Regions from separate parts of the Homo sapiens genome. Here region 1 is linked to region 2. A link is a contact called in ENCODE Hi-C or POLR2A ChIA-PET data. All regions are on one chromosome and are shown on one strand. Each heading gives the region's core, a stretch centred on a gene start or an enhancer-like site at or near the end of the contact. The rest is flanking DNA. Distances are from core to core; before and after follow the strand shown.

What was found. A loop is a pair of places that touch in the nucleus more often than their neighbours do. ChIA-PET counts read pairs that join two places held with the same protein, here RNA polymerase II (POLR2A). Pooled maps may share reads with other maps.
Region 1: a pooled map shows a loop between it and region 2 (2.7-fold over the local background). The contact joins the promoter of CHROMR here to the promoter of PDE11A in region 2. A Hi-C loop is called at or near these places in 1 of 50 pooled maps. POLR2A ChIA-PET finds 5 or more read pairs at or near these places in 4 of 52 experiments (HEK293, activated T-cell and naive thymus-derived CD4-positive, alpha-beta T cell).

The regions. Positions count from the first base shown.
Region 1 is chr2:178,412,250-178,414,949 of GRCh38, reverse strand. It overlaps CHROMR (cholesterol induced regulator of metabolism RNA), which reads right to left and starts at 1,291. Exons shown (of 5, transcript NR_110204.1): 1 at 837-1,291. RefSeq lists enhancers at 1-374, 162-421, 923-1,122, 952-1,527.
Region 2 is chr2:178,071,345-178,074,044 of GRCh38, reverse strand. PDE11A (phosphodiesterase 11A) reads left to right here and starts at 1,268. Exons shown (of 20, transcript NM_016953.4): 1 at 1,268-2,519. The coding sequence starts at 1,608.

The DNA of each region.
Region 1 (2,700 bases), core at 42-2,541, 340 kb before region 2:
TGTACACGCAGGAGGTCGTTGAGCTTCACCTTCCTGCTAATGACAAAATCAGCAATTGCCTTTAACCACAGGAACTTCAGCCCGTTGGTCACTAGGGGGAGACACACACGTGGTGGGCCTCTCCAGGCTCCTCAAATCCCGCCAGAGTCGCCACTGTGTAGTCTGCCCAGAGAAACCACACCCAGTCTTAGGAAGAGGAAACTGACTGCCATCCATTTCACGCTACTGTGGCCGGCGAGCTCAGAGTGGAATCATTTGCAAGGCAGCTCCTCCAAGAATAACCAAGCCGAGATCTAGCTGATCAACGATTGAATTTAGAGTAAAACTTGACAGAATAAAACTCCCTTCGGTTTGTCCGTACTACCTGGGTTTGCAGAAATGCTTTTCCTTAGCATTTAATTTTGGGACCTGTAAATATAACTGCTTTTTAGATGCATTCCATAATCCTCAATTAACTTACTGCAGTAAAAAGATAATTAGGTTAATATAAACTGCTCCAAGGGGTTTCTGATCAGACTGAATTTTATTTCATTTGAAATAAGGTCGTTGTTTAATCTTGCAAGTTAAATAATCTTGATTTTACGCTGAATAGGGGCCTGAGATAGATGAAAGAAAATTTCCTTTTCATACATGTGAGAAATAAACTGTTTCTTACACTCATATTCACAAGTGTGACCGTTAGTCCAAGTTGAGGCAATTAACATATTTAGGAAGAAAAAAACTTCCTCACAGAAGGATTGGCATTGGCCCTTCTGAACAGTATTGCAAAGTCTGAAGGAAAAACCCTATTGACACCACTTTCTAGCCAAATGCTATAGGACGATATCAATACTTACTGTACTGAGTGGGCATTTATTTAGTTATTTCACAGTGAAGATATCTTTTCTGGAAAATTCCTCATAAGAAAACTGAAATTCAAGCTCCTGCTCGTTCTTCAGCCACCGCTACTCGTTCCTGCTTTTTGTGCCCATAGGTTCTTCTGCCCAAAACAAAAGCTGTTAAATCACCGCGGCGGCGCTGACGTCAGGGAGCAGGGCCGCGAGGCCCCACCAGGTCGCCAATGAAGCCTCCCCTCGGCTCTGCCGGGGGCTTTGCGGGGCGCATAGAGGCTCCCAGGCGGATAGAGGCTCCCAGGCGGAGGAGTCCGGGAACCCCTAAAGACCCTTTAGGAAGCAAGGTCCGGAAAACCAAGCACGAGCAAGAGGCCCCGGGCGGCTGTATCCCTGCCCGGCGAATTCAGAGGGAGCGGGCGCCGCGGCCACCCAAGAGCAACGAAGACGGCGGCGCGGAGGAGAGGATGGGGAGGGGTGTGGGCCGCCCAGAGGCGCGGAAGCTGGGAGCACCGCGCGGCTTAGGAACTAAAATAAATGCTTGTCTGAATCTGCCCCGGGTGGGGGATGAAGGAACAAGGGCTTGGGAGGAGACCGATACATTTTAGAAATTGCCGGTGGGGGAGCCAGGGGCGGTGGCTCACGCCTGTAATCCCAGCACTTTGGGAGGCGTAAGGCGGGCTGATCACCTGAGGTCGGTAGTTCGAGAGAGACCATCCTGACCAATATGGAGAAAGAAACCCCATCTCCACTAAAAATACAAAATTAGCCGGGTGTGGTGGTGCATGCCTGTAATCCCAGCTACTAGGGAGGCTGAGACAGGAGAATCGCTTGAACCCGGGAGGCGGAGGTTGTAGTGAGCCAAGATCATGTCACTGGATGTTATTTGTTAATTTTTTGATGTACACTGCAAGATCACACAAGAAATGAAGCTATTAAGCCCAGGTATTGGGCCTTTTATAGGGGTGTTTTTTCATGGTGAATGGGTAAATATGTCTCTACTTTGTGTGCTTATTAAACAACCCTGACTATGTGGTCTTGAAAGGAGAGATCCTGCCTTAGTTTCGCCTCTCATTAGCCTTATGTGAGAGCTTTTTTTCAGAGACAGGCAACCAGGAATATTTATTCCAGAAGCAGTCATTGCAGTGGAGAATTTGGGGTTTGAATCATAGAAGACAGAACTAGATAAAATCCTAGATGTTACCTCCAATCCCTTCATTTAAAAATTTGAGGTCACCCAGGCCAGGTGCAGTGTCTCACGCCTGTAATCTCAGCACTTTGGGAAGCAGAGGCAGGTGGATCACCTGAGGTTAGGAGTTCGAGACCAGCCTGGCCAACATGATGAAACCCCGTCTCTAATAAAAATACAAAAACTAGCTGGGTGTGATGGTGCACACATGTAATCCCAGCTACTAGGGAGGCTGAGGCAGGAGAATTGCTTGAACCCGGGAGGCGGGGATTGCAGTGAGCCCAGATGGCGCCACTGCACTCCAGCCTGGGCGACAGCGCGAGACTCTGTCTCAAAAAAAAAAAAACAACAACAAAATTGAGGTTACCCAAATTAAGAGAATTGGTAGTTAAGACAGACCAAGATTAATAACTTTTAGACATTTGTAGACCCTAGTTATTGGGGGTGCTAGACTCTTAACACTTTTCCAAGAAAAGGGGTAAATCTTGTGTTTCTTAATTCGGAAGGAAAAAAAAAATCTACCACTTGCAATTTGGCATGGGCCAGAGGCAATATTATCAGTTATATGCCTCTACGGTGTGATATTGAGTGATATACATGGAGAGAATATGGGCTACATTTTATGGTTTACTGTTTTGGGGAAATGAGGCCTTTGACATGCAGGGTAATTATTGCTGGGGA
Region 2 (2,700 bases), core at 19-2,518:
TATGATTGAATAATATTCCATTGTATGGAGTTATCACATTTTATTTGTCTGTTCCTCAGCTGATGGACATTTGGATTATTTCCACTGCATATCCGTAAATGTTTAACAATTAGCAGTCCATTAAAAAAAAAAAAACCCTGACACATAACATTTGCTGATTTCCATGGTGTAAACATTCCCGTTGTGACTGATTGCAAACTCCATGATGTGACTGAATACAGAATTGGAAAGAGATTTTAAAATAGGCACTTGTGAGTCCTTACAAGCCAGTTTCAACATATCACTAACCATCTTTACTGATAGATCACTCAAGTGACCAGAGACATAGCTACATTCAGTAAAGTTTCCATACATCGTCACCTTAGAATAATAATAATAACAAAAGTAATACAACAGCTAACATTTACTGAGCACTTTTTATGTGCCAGGCACTATGCTAAACGTTGTTTTTTTTCTTTTTAAATCTTGATCACCACTCACCTTCTTGGAAACCAGCAGCTCCAAATTACCAGGATTCTATGCTTGGTTTACTGTCTCCTAGCTGGTCTCCCTGCTGTTAATTAAATACTCCAGACTCTTCAGCACTTACTTCCTCTACCTGGTAAACTCTTTTTCTGTACTGTGTTTTACACCCTTTCTCTGTGTAATCTGTCTCTGCCCCAGGTACATGAATTTGGTTAAAGTCATGAATTGCTCACATCGGAAACTTTATTTGCTATTTTCGGGGAAATGCCATTCCATTAATATTTACTGAGCACCCACAAGGCGCTGGGCAGTGTTAGTGAGCAAGTCCCAGGAATCCTGGGAACCAACAATCCACAGTCACATCCCAGAAAAATAACCCTGCCTGTCTCTGAGGGTGAACGACACTCTCGATTCCTCGGAGTCCGCTTCTGTGTTCAGATCCCTGCAAAACATCAACACTTGTATCTCGGACTCCCACTGGGCTCCCGCTGGGCCTCCTCGAAACGCTAACGGATTAAGGGGCGCGGTGAGTAGGGAGGGTTGGGGAGGTAAGGGAGCAAGAAGCGGGGAAGGAACAAGGTGCGTTTCCCTCTTCTAATCGTGTTCCAATCAGGAGTCCTGTACCCAGGCGCCGATTCCGGCCGTCCAGAGACTCTTCCAGGAACCGCCTGGCAGCCTGGGCCGTGGACTTTGGCTGGTCTGGCGTCCGCGGCTCCCTCCTCTTCTCTCCTCCCTCCAGGCTCCGTGCCTCACTCAGGGGCGTGTCCTGCCCTACCTCCCTGTCACAGCGGTCCACTCATCCGGTTACAGCAGCAGTTCCAGCAGCAGCGGCGGCAGCCAGAACAGGAGCAGCGATAGCTCGGGTTTCCGGAACAGGAGCCGGGGCAGCGGCGGCAGCTCAGTGCTGGGCACCTGTGCGGAGCAGGAGTAGCAGGACCACGGGGTGGGGTCGGCGCCAGCCACTCTGAGCCAGAGAAGGAAGGGGCATCTCCCAGATTCCACTGCTGGGAATAATCTCCAGGGGAGGTGGCGCTGAACTGGGAATACTGGTGGGGGTGAACATGTGCAGGAACAGCTAGAGGCCTCGGGGCAGGAAAACATTTGGTTCACGTGTAAACAGGCAAGGAAAGCTGTCTGGGACCATGGCAGCCTCCCGCCTGGACTTTGGGGAGGTGGAAACTTTCCTGGACAGGCACCCAGAGTTGTTTGAAGATTACTTGATGCGGAAGGGGAAGCAGGAGATGGTTGAAAAGTGGCTGCAGAGGCACAGTCAGGGTCAGGGGGCTTTAGGTCCAAGGCCCTCTTTGGCTGGTACCAGCAGCTTGGCTCACAGCACCTGCAGAGGTGGCAGCAGCGTTGGTGGTGGCACTGGACCAAATGGCTCTGCCCACAGCCAGCCCCTTCCCGGTGGCGGGGACTGTGGTGGGGTTCCCTTGAGTCCCAGCTGGGCCGGTGGCAGCAGGGGCGATGGGAACCTGCAGCGGAGAGCTTCTCAGAAAGAGCTAAGGAAGAGTTTTGCCCGCTCCAAGGCCATCCACGTGAACAGGACCTACGATGAACAGGTGACCTCCCGGGCTCAGGAACCCCTGAGTAGTGTACGACGGAGGGCACTTCTCCGGAAGGCAAGCTCCCTGCCCCCCACCACAGCCCATATTCTCAGTGCGCTGCTGGAATCGAGAGTGAATCTGCCTCGGTATCCCCCTACAGCCATCGACTACAAGTGCCATCTGAAAAAGCATAATGAGCGTCAGTTCTTTCTGGAATTGGTCAAAGATATCTCCAATGACCTTGACCTCACCAGCCTGAGCTACAAGATTCTCATCTTTGTCTGCCTTATGGTGGATGCTGACCGCTGCTCTCTTTTCCTGGTGGAAGGGGCAGCTGCTGGCAAGAAGACCTTGGTCTCCAAATTCTTTGATGTGCATGCAGGAACACCTCTGCTGCCTTGCAGCAGCACAGAGAACTCAAATGAGGTGCAGGTCCCCTGGGGCAAAGGTATCATTGGCTATGTCGGGGAGCATGGAGAAACGGTCAACATTCCTGATGCCTACCAGGTAGGACTTTGCATTGTCCCCTTCTCCCAGAGCCCCATTGGCTTGGGAGATAAGCCTTCGGTTATCATCTGGCATCCAGGAACACATTAATTTAGGCTCTTTACAATACAAATTTTGCTATTTAAATTCCCGAGTTTAGACTAGTTAGAATGTTACTACGGCATCTTTGATGTGTTGGTCC